Regions from separate parts of the Homo sapiens genome. Here regions 2 and 3 are each linked to region 1. The links are chromatin loops, found by intact Hi-C in ENCODE. Cell type or tissue: IMR-90. All regions are shown on one strand. Links, peaks and the distances in the headings refer to the core of each region. The heading gives the core; the rest is flanking DNA.

Region 1 (6,151 bases), core at 569-5,568:
TGGAAAGGCTGCTGAAAAGACACTAGCTGCAGCCAGGGCTGTGCGCTCCATGGAGCCGGGGGAGCCGGGAACAGACGGGATCCACACCCCCTTCCCAGTTGAAGGGGCGGGAACCTTGCCCTCCCGGACACAGCTGCAGCCACCCAGCTGCAGGACCTGGGCATCCCTGTGCTTCTGGAGGCCCAGGAAGTCCCCCTGTCCGCACAGGCACAGAAGTGCCTGCCCGCGTTGCCTGGCCTCTCCCTGCTCCCAGCACCCGCTCCAATTTCAAAGCAAAGTTGTGACCAAGCCCAGGTGCTGTCACAACCGGGCTGGGTGTGCACATGCTCAGGACAGTGCTGACACGCCAGCCCCCTGCCTCCTCGGCCCCCTCCAGACTTTGGGCACCAACAAGCATGAGAGAGTGGCCAAGGGGGCACTGTGGGCAGCTCGGCACGGGCCTGGAGGCATCCCTCAGCTCGAACAGCCTGGGCACCATGAACAGTGGCAGGGGGCAGACAGGCTCCTGGGCAGAAAGGAGCTAGTCCCCCATAAAACCCCACCTGAAGCCTGGGGACCAGGCTGCCAGTTCCACGGACTGGAGTGAAAACTTACAGTACTTTTTCCAAGCCCACACATGGCTGCTCATGGACCAATCAGCACATAGGTCCTCCTCTCTGAAGCCCATAAAATCCCGGACTTGGACAGATGGCAGGACGACCTCCCTGCAGAGCGGAGCTACCCACCATGAGTCTCCTCTCCAGTGAGAGCTGTACACTCTGTACAACCTGCCTGTGGATAGGAGCTACCCACTCCAGGTACTCCAGGTCTCCTCTCCACTGAGGACTGCAGAGACATCAGAAAGACCTGCCTGCAGATAGGAGCTACCCACACCAGGTCTCCTCTCTGCTGATGGCTACAGAGACATTCGGACAGCCTGCCTGCAGAAAGGAGCTACTCACTTTGGGTCTCCTGAGAGCTGAACTGCTGCTCAATAAAGCACCTCTTCACCTTGCTCACCCTGCAGTTATCTGCATACCTCATTCTTCCTGGATGTGGGACAAGAACTTGGGACCTGCTGAATGCTGGGACTGAAAGAGCTGTAACACAAACAGGCCCAAAACACACCCTCCACCCCTGCTTGCCACATTGTGGGCAACAAGGAGAGAAGAGCTGCAGCTCTTTGGGAAGCCCAGATCTAGGAGTTCCCCAAGCCACGGCTGTGACACCCTCTTTGGGGCTCTGTGGTTCCTGGTATCTCCAAGCTTCAGGTGCCACTGCATTCCCGGGTGTCCACAGTGGAAGCCGCTTGCAGTACACCTGGTCCAACCACAGCCTAGCAGGAAGCCAGCACTCATGCCGGCACCTGGAACTGCCCACCCCACCGCAGCTAGCATGCCTGGCTGTGTGCAGTGGCTGGACCCCGTGCTCGCTCACACACCCCTCACCGCCCTGTGCCTAGCTTGCCCTTGGCAGCCATGGGATCGGAGCCAGTAGCGAAAGCCAAGTGAAGCCTGCGAGGCCAAGAGAGCAGAAAGAGCCCAGCGGCCCAAGCAAAACTCGGGCAAAGGTGCCGACAGCCACAGAGGTTCCTGGCTGGTGAAGTGACAACCTAAGGATCCCATGACAACAATAATAGTAAAAGCCACATTATATGTTAAATTACTTGTGAACTATTGCAGGTTAGAAATAAAAGTACTCACTTATCTTGTTCTTTTTATATTTGTTACAATTTATTACAGGGGAAACTGAAAACCCATGGGTTCTAACAAAACAGACAATTCAGAATCTTAGAGGTTTAAGACAATAGTTTCTAACCTAGTCTTTTAAACCTATAACCTTAACAGTCTTAATATGACTCTATATGCAAATAAACGTAAATATATGTACATTATATATGTAAATATATGTAACTAATATATATGTAACATCTTTTAACAACAACAAAAATATAAGACAGATAAGAACATATTCCTAAATGTTCTATAATCTCTTCCTCTCCTTTTGAGCAAAGGGAACTCTTTTTTTTTTTTTTTTTTTTTTTTTTTTGAGCTAGGTTCTCACTCTGTTGCCCTGGCTGGAGTGCAATGGTACAATTACAGCTCACTGCAGCCTCAACCTTTCGGGCTCAAGTGATCCTCTCACCTTATCCTCCCGAGTAGCTGGGACGAAAGGCCTGCACCACCATGCCTGGCTAATTTTTTAATTTTTATGTAGAGACAGCATTTCACTATGTTGCCCAGACTGGTCTCGAGTTCCTGGACTCAAGGGATTCACCAGCCTCTGCCTCCCAAAGTTCTGGGATTACAGGTGTAAGCCACTGTACCCAGCCATAGAGAGCTGTCTTGACAGCCTTCTATAAATTTATAGATGCACAATTTGCCTGCATCCAAATTCCTATTCTCATTACCATGTGATAACTTTGGTTGCTTCCATTAAGGAATGGAAATATATTAGTTTATTCACACATTTAACCATTATTTATTAAGCATTTCCTGCGGACCTAAACTGCTTGTACTAAACTGCTGGGCAAAGAATTGTTACTTTATTTGGAAATGTAAACTGTGAGGGTGGAAGGTAGGGACAGAGTGGAAGAGGAGATTAATGCACTATCTCTGAACTAAAATAGTTTGGAAGCAGATCTGAAAGTTCTGGAAACACACTGACACACTATGGCTCTTTCTGTTGGTCACAAGAGACATCTTTATGTCACTATTAATGCTAAACATTTCTAGAAGTAAATTGTCCAGCCAGTGAGGACAATTGCTGGAATGGAATAAGAGAAGAAAATGTCAGGGGAAATTTGGCATAGTCAAAATTCCAATCTAGGCTTAAAGAGGATGCTCTCTAAGCTCTCATTTACAACCTAGGAAAAATTTTAGTTTTGCAGTGAAAGTTGGCATAGCCACCAGTTGGACTAAATAACTTCCAATGTGCTTTCCAATAATAGGCTTGTATCAGGTTACACTCAGAGCACAGAATCACATTGAGAGAATTTAGTTACGTGATGTAATTGTTTAGTGGCATGAGAGCCTTCTCCACAATGTGGATATAATGACTCACTCGACTGAGAATTAGAGCATCCTTGCTTTTGCATGGGAATGTTTTGCTTCCTCTAGGGTGGCAGCAAAGGGGTAGAGCTGAAAAGAATAAAAGGTTGAGAACTACCTGTCTGTAGCTTGACAGTCTGACAATTTCACTGATCTCTGGCACCTCCAGCAGAGGGCAGGCTGGTATAGAGAAAAGAAGGAAAACATGAATTTCTTAATTTCCTTTACAGCCAGTCCTTGCTTTGCCCAGTAGTGCAGGACCATAAAAAGGACTGTGCATGCCTAAACCATGCAAAGCAATCTTCATAACTTTCCTGACCTTTAATAATTGTTGTCAAAACATTAAAACTTTGTATATGTATAAGGAAATGTCAAAACATTAAAACTTATACATGTATAAGGAAATGAAAAAATACTAAAACTAGCATGTTATTTAGCACATTGTAATTTAAAATATAAGAAACATTGGAATGAAAGTGTTTTATTTCTTTGTGAAAAATATATTAAGAGTACTTTGAATTATGCTTTCAGTCTTCTTGTTGCAGAACTCATGGTAGGAAACAAGCATCTTTCACATGTCTCAGCTGATTGTCATACTCCTTTGTGAATTTGGATCAGCTTCCAACATGTTACCCTTTGCATTTTGGATGTGGTGAAGTATCTCTAAGAGTGCCTTTACCGTGAAAGTTTTTTCCAGCATCGCTTCCTCTGGCACACCTTCATCCATTTCCTCACAGCCACTTTCGTCACTTACGTCATGAGTTCACCTGCACTAAGTTCCCCTGGCTGCATACCCAGAATCTCTCCAGTGGTAGCAGGGTCAACATTCCCAGGGTCAGCGATTTCCTCTATAACTTCATTATGTTCACTTCAAATTTCATTTGCAGTATTATCACTTTTTTTTTCTTTACTGCAATTTCGTCTTTGTTGGCAAACTGTCTTTTTCAGTTATTCATTTTTGTAAAATGTCATGTGGGTTTATCACTGAGCGATAAGAAGACCATACTACCATTGCTGTCCATCACTGAATTGAATAACAGATGCACCGTGACCCATCAGGAACAGACTGGAAGAAGTGATGTGATCAGTTGCTGATCATTGATGCATATCCGTTATTTACATAGTGACTTGTGAACTAAGAGCTAGCAGCAAAGTTGGCACTTTATGCAATTTCTCACAGTTAGTATGCCATGGTAACTGAAATTTGAATTGTGCCGTTGGGTGACTGCTGTTATTTAACTGAATGGTGGTAACTGAAATTGATACACAATGTAACCATTCGAGCAAGGACTACCTGTATTTTCCACATCCACCCTCACAAAGAATGTATGAAAAGTTTGCTGAAATTAAGCAAGAATTAGCTTCAAGACTGACAGCAAACTTATTTGGGATGAGCGTTGCCTTTCCTTTTCCCTAACAGAACTAACTTCATTTCTTTTTTCAACAAAACATATTGATGGGTCATTTGGTAGGTGGACTCACTTAGCACTCAGGGATGACTTTGATGAAATACAAGAATATATATTTCTCTGAATAAGAAAAATAAGATGTTTGAGTTTTTGAAATAGTGAGGGGCTGAGGAACTGAGAGGAGCTGAAATAGCTGAAAGCAAGTTGTGAGGAGAGATGGTCCCACAAGACGAGAGGCTAGGACTCCAGGAGAAAAGATGGCTTAGGGTGGTGGTGGTAGTAGATGTATTGTTTTATCCATCTACTGTTTTTTAAATACCCTTAACTATTTTCCAATTAATTTTTATTTTATGACATCATTATACCTGCAAAGGTTTAAAAACATAGTGCTAAATGGCTACAAAAAAAAGAGAGAGAGAGAGAAACAACAAATCTCTTTATCAGCTGTCTTTTTGTCCCATCTCTGACTGCAGCTATCAATTACAGGTTGAGCATACCTAATCTGAAAATCCAAAGTGCAAAATGTTCCAAAATCTGAAACTTGCTGAACACCAACATGATGCCACAGACGGAAAGTTCCATACCTGACCTCATGCGATGGGTCCCAGTCAAAACACAGGTGGACAACACTAGTTTATTCAGCATTCCCAAGGGAAAAATGAAATTACCTTCAGCCTATATGTATAAGGTGAATATGAAACATAAATAAATTTTGTGTTTAGACTTGGGTCCCATCCCTAGGGTTTTTCATATTATATATATGTACAAATACTTCGAAATCAAAAAAATCTGAAGTCCAAAACACTTCTGATCCCAAGCCTTTCAGATAAGGAATACTCAACCTGTATCAATTATTTTGGCTGTTTTTCCCAGGATTTATTTCCATATTTCCCAATGATATATGTATACTGCTATTTCTTAATTTATCTTTTTTGTCATTATTTCGTGAGAAACTATTAAAATAGTTGATGATTTAACTCTCTTAAACCAAGCCACACATGTGCTTGCACACTCCTCTTGCTACTATCCTCCCCCTACAGTTAAAGCAATTATAGTATTATGACAATTTAAATATCAACAAAAACCAAGTTTTTGTTTTCCTTAGAGTTACTAGCAACCATAGTTTTAATTTAATTATCTATCACTAAATCCTGTTGGCAATTTTTCTTTTTTTTTTTTCACTCTGTCGCCCAGGCTGGACTGCAGTGGCACAATTATTGCTCATTGCAGCCTCTACCACCCAGGCTCAGGTGATCCTCCCACCTCATCCTCCCGAATAGCTGGGACTACAGGTGCACTATGCCCAGCTAATTTTTTGTAGAGACAGGGTTTCACCATGTTTCCCAGGCTGGTCTTGAACTCCTGGACTCAAGCAATCTACTCACCTCGACCTCTAAAACTGCTGAGATACAGGTGTGAGCCACCACGCCTGGCTGGTCATTTTTCTAAATGGTTTTATCCTCCATGTATTCCCCACTCCCTAAGCACTCTGCTTCCCTCCTCCACAGTTCTTATATACTGGTTGGAGAATTGTCATAGTTAGTATAATGTGGATTTGTAAATTCCATTTTTCTGTGGAAACTTTAGAACTTTAAGCAAACATTTCTATTTTCTAACAAATGAAGATCCCTACAACAAATGTGTGGTCCCTAGTTATAAGTCAATGGTTTTCAGAAAATAACTATTAACACACAATTCTCAAGACTTTTGTTT
Region 2 (6,151 bases), core at 564-5,563, 73 kb before region 1:
ATATACAGGCATGATTATAGTGAACCAAAGCCTCAAACTCCTAACCTCAAGCAATCCTCCTGCATCAGACTCTCACGAAGCTGGGACTACAGGTACATGCCACCACATCCAGCTAATTTTGAAAATTTTTTGTAGAGATAAGGTCTCTCTATATTTCCCAGGCTGGTCTCGAACTTCTGGCCTCAAGCAGTCTTCCCACTTTGGCCTCCCAAAGCTCTGAGTCAATTCTTAATTACCACCTGGCCTATAAATAAGTGTTAAAACCATTCTTTTTTCCTTCAGGAGACGTAGACACCAGAGAAATTTATGAAATCTATGACATTTTAAATGGCTCTCCATTCACCGAACACATCCTTTCATGAATGCTCATTCATTTTATTTATTCACTCAGTAAACTATACTGCTTTACTACTATACATTAGGCACCTTAATCTGGAAGTATAAAGATGAGCAAAATGCCAACAGTATCCACGAGGAGCTCACAATCTAGTGGCAAATGGAATCAACCAAAATTAGAATATAGTATAATAAGGACTGTAATACGAGTACCAACAAGGTTCAGGGCTGGACCTTGTTTTACTACACACGGTAGTTGAATATGGAAACTATCAAAGTCAGGCATCCAGGCAATAGCAAAGGTTCTGGATTCCAGGTGCTGTCCACCTGCATTATGCAATGTGGACATCTGCTGTGCTCTTAAATTTTAATTCAGTCAACTCTGGATTATCTAGGAACTAATTAGCCAGTTCCTGAGTTAGGTGGAGCACAAAATAAGAACACAAAGGCATTTGTGGGAAAGAACACACAATAACCATAAATCAGTAAGAAACATTGTCCCCTCGATGACTTCCGTTGCTTGGCTATCTGACAGTCAATATTTGCAAACCCTTTACCGTGGAGAGTGCCCACCGCCTTCATCAATCAGCTGAGTAGACCCCTTAGTGGCAACTTCTGCCACAGCTTCTGGGGACCTCTTGGGACAGCAGATTCCAACACCCAACACACATGAGGGGTGCAGGAAGAAGAAGTGGAGAGAAAGGGGGAGGGAGGCAGAACTGCTCTCTGCCCAGTGCCTTCCCATAATTATAAAGAAAAAGCTTGGCCAAGAAATGGACCACATTAGCAGACTATGATAACACTGTCATCTTATAGGAATGTATATAATGCTCAACTACCTCAATATGTTTTTTAAATTTTCAGACGTCTTTGGAAAATCAGTAAATGTATTTCAAAACATTGAGTGTAATGTTCACTTAATATATATGCATTAGAATGACTTTAAGGTTCAGTTTGACTCTTTTTAACAGTAATTTAGCATTGCAAAGAGCTGCTCATCTCCTCCAGTGAAGAACTGTCAAATCTGAGATAATGCATGTGAGCTTTATCAATTATAAAAGGCTACAGAAGGTATTTCTAGTACCACCGTCGTCATCATCATTATTAGCCACCAAGACATTTTTTAAAAAGTATCTCAAGAAAGCAATAAGTAAAGTGCTTAAAAACATATACTAAAATTTTTCCATGCCTTTTAGAGGTTTTATGGATAGGTGTGCATTGTGTTTTTTCTCTATAACAACAGTTAAGATCTTAAATACTATGTACTCTACAATCTCAATCTTTTTATAACACTATTAGCTTTTCAAAGGGCCTTGACACTTACTGAAAATTTTGATCATTGCAGCCCTGTTAGATAAAACAGGTATTAAGAATTCCATTTTGGCTGGGAACAGTGGCTCACGCCTGTAATCCCAGCATTTTGGGAAGCCAAGGCGGGCAGATCACCTGAGGTCAAGAGTTCAAGACCAGCCTGACCAACATGGCAAAACCCCATCTCTACTAAAAATACAAAATTAGCCGGGTGTGGTGGCACATGCCTGTAATCCCAGCTACTCGGGAGGCTGAGGCAGGAGAAACACTTGAACCCGGGAGGTGGAGGTTGTGGTGAGCTGAGGTTGCACCATTGCACTCCAGCCTGGGCAACAAGAGCAAAACTCCGTCACAAAAAAAAAAAAAATAGAATCTCATTTTACACACATTTAGACACAGAAGTTAGGTGACTATTAGTATGCTAAAATCATGTATTTATAATGTCAGTGATGACATGGATATAGCAAAAGTCTTTGAAACTCAAGATGTTTACCACTTATGTTATTATTTTAATTATATGATTATTAACCACTTAGAATACTGAAATGTTTACTCTTTCCTAATTACAAGTTTTTCCAACAATGTCAACAAAATTCAGAAAGGTGTTGAAAATGCACTCAATCTGCAAGTATTTACTGAGTATGAAGACTATACTTTCAGGGATCTTTTTTTTTTTTTTTTTAAGAGTTTCGCTCTGTTGCCCAGGCTGGAGTGCAGTGGCACGATCTCGGCGCACTGCAAGCTCTGCTTCCTGGGTTCAAGCCATTCTCCTGCCTCAGCCTCCTGAGTAGCTGGGACTACAGGGGCCTGCCACCATGCCCGGCTAATTTTTTGTATTTTTAGTGGAGATGGGGTTTCAATGTGTTAGCCAAGATGGTCTCGATCTCCAGACCTCATGATCCGCCTGCCTCAGCTTCCCAAAGTGCTGGGATTACAGGCGTGAGCCACCGCTCCAGGCTCAGGAATCATTTCTATAGTTCGTTACTGAGTATCATCTGTATGACAGGCGAATAAAGTACTCGGGTGATATAAAGATCATGGTCCCTGCACACACAAAGTTAAAAATGGGTAAGAGAGATACAGAGATACGTACATCTACAGCAAGTATCAAGGTGAAATGTGGTAAGTAGCACAATGGAAATGGGAAAGAAGAGAATGGGAATCCAGGAGAGAAAGAGACTTCACGTACAGATGAAATTTCTAAAAAGACTTCATGAAGGCATTACTGTAAAATCTCCTTAAACTCAGTTTCTTCTCATTTCTTTTTTTATGACTACAGCACCAACATTGTTTGGTCATTTCATCCGAAAACTTTGGTGCATCACTGTGGCCCCTCTCCCTAGAGATCTGCTCTCCTAACTCCTCTCCCTGTGAGTTTCCTACTCACACACCCACTCCCACCACACACACACACACACACTCACACATACACACAAGCACATACACACACACAGATACCCATATACATACCCACATAAACATGCCTACAGAGATACATACATACACACACGCAAGCACCTCCTCAAGGCAATCAACTGCCCAAGTTCTCTCTCGGCTGAGGCTCTTGACTTTGTCAGTATTCAGGGTGACTCTCAGAAAAAAACCCCTTTGAAGGAGCCTGAGATCCCAGGGACCATTGCAGTTTTTCACTCACAGCTGAGATTGATCATCAGTCAGACAGGGCACACCAAGACCCCTGTGATCCTTTGGAAACATGGCCTGCACAGCCGCCACTAGGGAGCAGAGCACGTGGAGTCTGTGAATTCCTGGCATAATGCCTCCTTGTTTAGCAGTCATACCCGCTTGCTTTTATGTCTCTGTGAAAGAATGAAGAGGAAACTGCTCCCTCAAGATCCCAAATGAGATAAGAAAGTTGTGACTGGAGGTCACTGCAGACCACAATTTTGCCCTTAAGCAAAGCAATAAAAAGGTCCAAATACTTCCACCTCCCCGACCACTCTGTCCTCACTCTGTCCTCGGCCGATGGATGAATAAGATGCCACATCTGAGGCTCAGGGCTATTCAGAGAGTTGAAAAACCCCATCATTAGGCAGAGGGCCAGACCAGGCCTGCTAATATCTAAAGAATGTTTAGCCCTGCATTTGTAAGTGAAGAGAGAGAGGAAAATTTTTTGAACAGATCTACAGTGTTGCAATTTGTCTTGTTACAATTAAAATGCAATGTGAAATCGAAGTACAGCCTTGTCCAATTTTAACAGCCCCTTTTCAAAAACCTCTGACTGTTCCTGAGCATCTAACCTCAGTAGAGGATCATCAGGCTTGGCAAAGGCTCTCCACCACACACCCTCAGCCTCAGGTCACCAGACCCCAGCCAAACGGGGATGCTTATTGGATCCCAAACAGCACATAAAATAGAAGTCTACCATAATTGTCCCTCTGAAATACACTTGCCCTACTAGCATTAAGTTAAAAAATAATTTCATTTGGCTCCTTAAAATTTAGAACAACTTCTGGGATGACTCAGATAACCGAGGCTTCTTTAAAATGCTTTCCGGATGGGTTTCAACTGATGGCTTTTTTTCCTCTGTGTAATTTTCACCATAGTAAGCAAAGGCTCTCAAAAATCATTTCGTAGTACTTAGTGCTACACTCAAATTTGAGATGACTCTGTTAAAAAATTGCCACTGTTGCCCCTAAATAGTAGGAGAGCCCACGGAGGGCTTTGGGTTGAAAGAGTTAGAGAAGGGGACTCTCTTGAGTCAGGTCCTTCTGACAGTCTTCTCTTAGCTCTCTCTATTCCTGGGTAACTAGAGGGAGACCCTTCGAAGAGAAAGAACATGGAAAAAAGGAAGCACACTGAGCATGGCGGGAGGGGAAGCGACTAAGAACTTTACCTGGAACAGTGATTCTCTGCCTTTTATCCCTCCCAGCCCACCTAAGGCACAGCATGCACAGCCAGGACTAGCAACACATGGAACACATTTTTAACAGGGAAGGTTTGACAAAGACTTTCTCCAACTGAATCAGCTGGTTAGGAAGCTCTAGCTTTAAGAAAGAAGTAGTTTATGAGTTAATGATGAGTTTATGAGTTATTTATTAGTTATTTGTATATCTTATCCCAGCTATTCATGGAACACCCCTTGCATCTTGCCACCTCCCCAGGTGTTCACCAGTACCTGCTGCTGGTGCCCACCCTGGTGACAACTTGAAGAACCCACAGAATAAGTAGGTGAAGGTGTGAAGTCGGGGACTTGAATTTAGAGGAGTACAGCTGGCCCTCCATATCTGTGGGTTCTGCGTCTGAAGAATCAACCAACCACAAATTGAAAATATTTTGAATAAATAAATAAAAAACAATACAATACAAAATAGTACAAATTTTAAAACTACACTGTATAACAACTATTTGCATCCTGTTTACATTGTATTAAGTAATCTACAGAGGGTATGTGTAGGTTATATATTAGGTGTTGTATTAGGTTGTGTGTGTGTGTAGGTAGGTAGGTTATGTAACACAAATACTACACCATTTTATATCAGGGTCTCGAGCGTCTGCAGATTTTGGTATCCAAGCGGGGTCCTGGAACAAATCCTCCCATGGGTACCCCAGGACGACTGTACATAAATGCAGCATTGGAAATTTAAGAATGTTTATCAGAAGTCCTGTTGTTGGCATGGTGGCTCATACCTGTAATTCCAGTACTTTGGGAGGCCAAGGCAGGAAGATCGCTTGAGGCCAGGAGTTAGAGACCAGCCTGGCCAATAAAGCAAGACCTCATCTCTGCTAAAAATTAAAACTCCTAGGTTCAAATGATCCACCCTCCTTGGCCTCCCAAAGTGCTGGGATTACAGGTGTGAGTCACCACACCCTGCCCTCGTGAGCCACCATGCCTGGCCCTTCCCTGTCTTATTCTTCTGACTGAAGTGTCTGTTTCTGGCTTCTGGCTGGAGGCTACACTTCCCAGCCTGCCAGAAGGGCCACCTAGCAGGCTACAACTCTTTTTGAGAAGTAAAATTTTCCTTTCTAAATTTATGAATATTGTTATTCTTCAGTTGACACTTCCTTTGAATAAAGTCTGCCTTACCATCAATAACAAAAATTATTGTTAAATAACTTTTATTTAACAATACTATATTCAAATAGTACTAAAATACTGTTGAGTTTCAATGCACAATTGAGTGACAAGCCTTCTCATTTCTTCCCTAAGATGTCTTTGGTTGTTAGAAGAATGTACCCTATGAATGAATAGCCTCAATTTCAATAGATGTTATGAATATGAAAGAAGTGAAATGTTTTTAATGTGTAAAGATACACAGTAAATAGATGTAAATATAAATTCAGTGGAGGGCAATTTGATGGTGTATATCAAAATTACAATATTTTAATACAATAATTGCAGTTATAAGACTTCTGCAGATATTCTTGCACATGTGTAAAATTATGTATGCACTAGAATATAAAATATATTTATATGTGGATATAAATAATGATAAATCCACACAGTGAAATGGTACCACACAATGAAATGGTATGCAAAGAAAAA
Region 3 (6,151 bases), core at 668-5,667, 240 kb before region 1:
TTTAGGAGTATTTGAGTAATATACTTAATATTCACAAATAACACACTTCAAACTTTCTAAATTACAAATAAACTATCTCAACCAAATTCATTATATAAACATTTCATAAGAATAGATAAAAACACAAGAATACATAAAAACACAACATAATCCTTACATTACCCTCCTAAGAGAATCAGGAAAAAAACACACTCCATTTTTATGAAATTTAATAATAATTTATGAAATTAGTATTGGAAAATGTTTACATGTGAATTTAAATCTCAATAGCGTGATTTCAGTATTTGCTGAATGGATCAATCCTTATCCTTATTCTAACTACTTGAGGCAGAACAGGGTCACCTTGGCCAAGCCCCACGGCCCCCGCCACTGGGTACCACTGAGACTCCCAAAGTGCACACATTGGACCCCAGAAACCCAGCCCCTCCCCTACCGCCCTCATCAAGGAATTGGATTCTGTAAAGGATGGCAGAGTTTGGGTCACAAGCTTGGGCTTTAATTGTGTTCAGGAAGGCCAGATTTCTAAAGTTTGAAAAATCCCAATCAAAGTTAGCATTCTCTCCCCACCAGAAAAGCAGAAGAAATGTCTACTAACCTGGGATGTTAAAACCTAAGTATAGAGAACAAATTTATAAATATTACAAGCATGCATATTTACAGTGTATAACATCTAACAAGATTACAGCTATCTCAGATACCCTGATAGAAAGGCAAGTTTCCATTTCTCAAAACTTTGGAAGTATTTTCTCAAGCCCATTGGGCATACAGTAGATACATCCTTAAAACTATGTCACAGTAACAAACTTACAATAACACCCTATAAATAATAACATATAATGATTTACCATGTTATGTAATTCTAGTTTGAATAAAAATACCTGTGCAAACATCAGTTTATTTCATGGACATTTGAGAATGTCATCTGTTGTGCTCATCTGATTTGTCAGAGTTCAAAGGACACTATTCTGGTAAATGATACTAAGTTAATTATAATCCTAGGTTTGGGTTACAAGATGTTTAAAAATGAGATTGGCTCAATTAGAGACACACCTACTGAAACAATCTGAGAAGCTATAGAAACTGCTTTAAAAAATATAGCACACTACAGGTGACTTTTCTCATCCTTGGTCTTTGAAGATTCATAATCAATGCATCAGATGAAACAACTGAAAGGGAGATTATTGATCGGGTTAGGGTATTCCTGATTTTCTTGATTTTGAGGGATCTATGGGATATATTTCCGCCAGACACCAGTCATATCCTGAGTGCACCCTCAGGACCTTTCTGCATTTCCTGAATCTCCATTACAGTAAATATTTCATTGCTTATACCACAGTTATTGATATATCTGTTTCTCCAAGTACTACATGAAGTCCTTAAAAAATTGTGTCTTTGTTATCTCAGAATCCCTGCGGTGCTTTGTGCATACAGATTGTTCATTAAATATTTATTTGATTAATATGTAGAGAAATCTCTGAGGAGTTTTTAGCTGGAAGTGGCATGAAAAGAATTTTTCCTCTTTTCATTTCTGAAATTCCAGTTTTGCTCTTCATGGTTAGATATGAAAAGGCTAAGTTTACTGGATGTTGGAAATTAATTTGTGAACTATTTTACTTTTGCTTTTTCCTGCCTAGGAATAACATTTCCCTTCAGTTCAAATCTGCACTAAGGTATTTTAGGTTGGACAGAAGATATATTAATTTCTTTCTTTTTAAAAACTTTTAAGTTCAGGGGTACATATGCAGGTTTGTTATATAGGTAAACTTGTGTCATGGGAGTTTGTTGTACAGAGGATTTAATCACCCAAGTATTAAGCCCAGTACCCATTAGTTATTGTTCCTGATCGTCTCCCTCCTCCTACCCTCTACCCTACAATAGGCCCCAGTGTGTGTTGTGCCTCTCTGTGGGTCCATGTATTCTCATCATTTAGCTTCCACTTAAAGTGAGAGCATGCAGTATTTGGTTTTCTGTTCCTGCATTAGTTTGCTAAGGATGATGGCCTCCAGCTCCAACCATGTTCCTGCAAAAGACAGGATCTCATTCTTTTTTATGGCTGCATAGTATTCCATGGGAAAACACATTAATTTCAAGTGGACACCTTTATATTTCCTTTAGATCAAGGAAGTTCTAGAAAACAGACTGTCTTGGATCCTGAAAACATACTTCTCCACCATCTTGACTTCCTCTTATTTTTCCCTAGATAGACACAAAACCAGTTTTGAGGCTTCGTTGTTTTGATAAGTATTTCTGACTGTTTTTGGGACACTTCTAAGAATTACCTAGAAGTTATGGTATGCACATACATATATCTAAAATTGTGCTTATAATTTCAGAGGTAAATGGACTTCTGGAAGTCCATATATAGAACATAAACCTGAACAAGCACATTCCTAACACCTCAGAAATCTACTGCCACATAAAAGCCCAACAAAAATATTGTACATACATTCACTAAAAGACATATACTAAAATGTTCAGAGCAGTGCTATTCACCATAGCCCACCACCAACAGAATGAACAATACATCATGTAGTCCCATAATGGAATGAGAGAAAACAATTCACACCTGCATGCAACAATGTGGATAAATCTCACAAACCGAATGCTGAATGAGAGAAGCTGGATACAAAAGGTATACACCAGATGATTTCACTGATATAAAGCATAAAAACAGATTACTATACCCTTGGAAGGCAGGATAGTGGGGAGTGGCTAGAAGGAAACATGAGGTAGGCTTCTGGGGTGGTGGTGACATTCTGTTTCTTGATCTAAATGCTGTTTATATGACTGCATTTGTGAAAATGTACTGACCTAAATGATGTGTGCACTTTTTTTTACATGTATATTCTATGTATATATATTCTTTAATGAAAACTCAGAAGAAAAAGCTTGATTTAGAACTTCTTATCAAAAAAAATTTAAGAAAGTACTTACCAACCCTCTCTTATACAGATGAGTCATACAAAAAAGTAAAGGAAACCTTGGAATTTTGAAGTTTATAAAAACATTTGAGTAGCACTTACTCATATGTAATCCTGATCTACAGCCCAACATGCAGCAATTTTCCTTTAGGAATGACTCGAAGGAAAAAAGAGAATGCATATATGCTTGTATGCATGAAAGACACCCAGAAAAAAAATGTTACCACCACCGACCTCCACAGAGGGGAGTCTTCAGCAGGAGGTTACCTGGCTAGACAGTGAGCCTAGCAGAGCATGCAGCATTTTTAGTAATATTCATTCCTTCAGCGATTCTGGAAATGTCTAAGAATACTGATTGCAAATGTCAACTATCTACTACTACGTAAAACACCACCAACACCCTCAAAAGTATGTAAACACAGGAAAAATCAAAACAAAAAAAGTATTGAAGTCCATATGTTATTAAATGTTTTACAGCTATTTTATTTAAATACTAGCTGTACCTGCCAAAGCATATATTTTCCTAGCAGATCATGGAATAAAATATTAATGTATCCTATTTATTCACATATTTCATTGCAAATATAACATGATCACATTCTTCCTAGATTTAACCCTTAGGAAGCCCAATGATTTGAGTCTTAACAACACACAGTTGTCAATAGACAACCAGAGGCTTCTGGAGGTACAAGCTGAATGTCAAGTCTCAGAAATTTTCACAAATACGTTTAGGCAATGTATTAAATTCAGAATAAGTGAAGCACATTTAATGATACATGTTGCAGAATCTCTACAGTTGACTTTTTAAGTTAAGGTAATGAACAGTCAGAAAAATGCATACAGTTTTATAGGTAGTCGTTACCCACTTGTCACCTGTCAGTGTCAGCACTGATAAATCAGCAGGTGGGGCTTCTCAAGGTCAGAGGGATGCCCATGCCTCCTCTGTTGGCTGGCCCAAAATGATGAAAGGCACATCCGGTGGAACCGTTTTACATATACACAAGTATTTTATAGAGTCAGAAGGTTTGTGTTGGGGGAAGAAGGGAAGAGCAACAGTTGTCCAGGGTGGTTCAAGGAATCTTCCCAGAGGAGGTGGGATTTGAACAGGGTCTTTAGGATGAACAGGGCTTGATAGTGAGAGAGCAGATGGAATTGCAGGCTGGAGCCAAAGTCACACAGACGGGAGTTTAAGGCATTGTGAGTCCCCTAGTCTGGCTGTAGCCTACAGCTGGAGTTGGGAGGAGGTGAGAGAAAGTGTAGGAAGACAGTATATGTGATGATAAAAATTCACCATTGTTAAGAATAGATACAGAGAATCAGATTATCAATTGTAGTAAAGGCATATACTCAGGTATAGGTTTCTACCTTTTCCTATTTTTCCATTACATATAATGCATGCTTATTGGAAAGTATAAAAAAGTTTAATCTTCCAAAACCAACCAGTCAAAGATAATTGTGTTAATATTTTGGAATATTAATATTCAGCCCCTGTTTCTAAGTGTGGGTTTTGTTTTATTTTTAACTGAAGTGTAATCATACTTTATATAAAATTTTGTATCTTTCCTTTTTACATAATGCTAAATCATAAGCAATTTTACATGTTGCTATAAACTCTTTGTAACCATCAAAATTCCTTTAAATGTATACAGCATAATTTAACATTTTTTTTGTCAATGTGCCTTTAAGTTTTTAATGATTTGCTAGTAGTATTAATATGCTATAAACTTAGGCCAAAAGTTCCCCTTACCCACTCATATTTGGAATTATCTTCTCAGAATCAATTCCCTGAAGTAGAAAACCCAGGCCAGGGATTATGGTTCCAAATGCACATTGTCAAATTGTGAAGCTTGCATTGAAGGTAACTTTGGATGAGATATTTCTTCTGAATAAACTCTTAGAAAAGTGGTCTATCTTTGGCCACTTGAACATAGCCAGTGTCTTTATTAAGACTAATACATATTAATGTGGAAGAAATAGATCAATTAAGACAAAAATGTCCAACAGAAAAACACAAATAGATTCTCTTAATATTTAAATGCATGCTATGTAAACTGCCTTAGGCCATTATTTTAATAGCATAGTAACTCCCAGTTGGGAAAGGTAAAATAATTACCATGAAAAAAAGGTCTTTGTCCTACACTTTGAATTAAAAATAATGCACTCGATTGACTTTTGTATAGTCCTCTGCATGTGAGCGTATTTATCTGTATTGATTGAAAATTGTAAAAGACTTTTTTCTACCTCAAACAATCTAGTAGGCAAAAGCTACAATAAACATAATTTTAGTACAAATACAGGACAAGAATATACAAACAAATAATTCTGATAACCTTTAAGGACTCAGAAACCTGAGGGCAGTAGTATATTTGATCTAGGTTTGGCAAAATTCCTGGAATAGCAAAAACCTATTGATGTTTTCAAGAAACCTTTTAAGCCTTTGCAAGGCTCATCAAAACAAACATGATCAAAGTCCTAAAAGCATACCATATAAAATATGGAAGCAAATCAGAAAAGTAGCATACTACATAAAATATCAAGTTCATTTCAGATCAGGTTCATAAACCAGGTTCCCTAAACATAGTTTTGTTTTCTTTTATCATCAAGTTGCCCTAGTACAGATGATGGTTTCAATTAGATATGCCAACAGTATTCTAAAAGGCCAAAGAAATAAGTAGCATGATATATTAAGTTCTAAAATTTGATTTCACTCATATTTTCCTCCCTTCCCCTTTCTGTATTTTTCTAATTTCCAAGAATGTGTATAAGAAGAAAAAAAAACCCACAATAATGAGCTGATGGAGGCTCACGCATACTTTAGAAACCTGGCATTTCTACCTGGAGGTCACAGTTTTTTTATTCAAAGTAACTTGAAAGGTTTAGACATACTTGCAACATCTGCAAGTACAATGAGAAGGAATCAAATGTTCTTGTGTTCTTTTATTGACTAGGAACTTAAACTGTGGACATAATTTTTTTTGGAAGTACGACGAGGATTGTAGCTCACCCTCAGGACAGATTTTCACAGTATCTCTTCGAGAAAGGGGAAATGTTCAGCTGAAGATGACACAGCTACAACAGCCCCTTGATTAAAGCTTTCAGTCAGACTGGGGTTAATCACTCTAAGATCAGCCTGTTTTGAGAGAAATCTCCAAGTATCTCAATCCCATCTGCTTCCCTTATGTGAGGCTCCAGATTCTGGAAGTGTTGGGTTTTGCAGCCATGAAACAGAA

Evidence for each region. A loop is a pair of places that touch in the nucleus more often than their neighbours do. Peaks named below come from ENCODE experiments on the same cell type or tissue, not always from the same donor. Only the 100,000 strongest peaks of a DNase experiment are listed, where the experiment ranks them.
Region 2: a loop joins it to region 1, with 2.8 times the contacts of the local background. A loop is called at or near these places in 5 of 110 quality-filtered maps.
Region 3: a loop joins it to region 1, with 2.4 times the contacts of the local background. A loop is called at or near these places in 4 of 110 quality-filtered maps.

The regions. Positions count from the first base shown.
Region 1 is chr2:172,707,743-172,713,893 of GRCh38, reverse strand. It overlaps a transcript of PDK1 not described here. Among named protein-coding and RNA genes, the nearest start is that of RAPGEF4, 25 kb to the left of the region's middle. RefSeq lists an enhancer at 258-815. In IMR-90, for the core only: a CTCF peak has its summit at 3,201 (motif pointing right); a DNase peak (open chromatin) is centred at 3,003.
Region 2 is chr2:172,780,692-172,786,842 of GRCh38, reverse strand. All of the region lies in intron 1 of RAPGEF4 (Rap guanine nucleotide exchange factor 4), which reads right to left. Among named protein-coding and RNA genes, the nearest start is that of RAPGEF4-AS1, 48 kb to the right of the region's middle. In IMR-90, for the core only: a CTCF peak has its summit at 3,381 (motif pointing right); a DNase peak (open chromatin) is centred at 3,692; H3K27ac peaks cover 1,019 bases.
Region 3 is chr2:172,944,523-172,950,673 of GRCh38, reverse strand. The region is part of intron 6 of RAPGEF4 (Rap guanine nucleotide exchange factor 4); the gene reads right to left. Among named protein-coding and RNA genes, the nearest start is that of MAP3K20, 130 kb to the left of the region's middle. In IMR-90, for the core only: no CTCF peak of the experiment used is centred there; a DNase peak (open chromatin) is centred at 3,013; H3K4me3 peaks cover 187 bases; H3K27ac peaks cover 392 bases.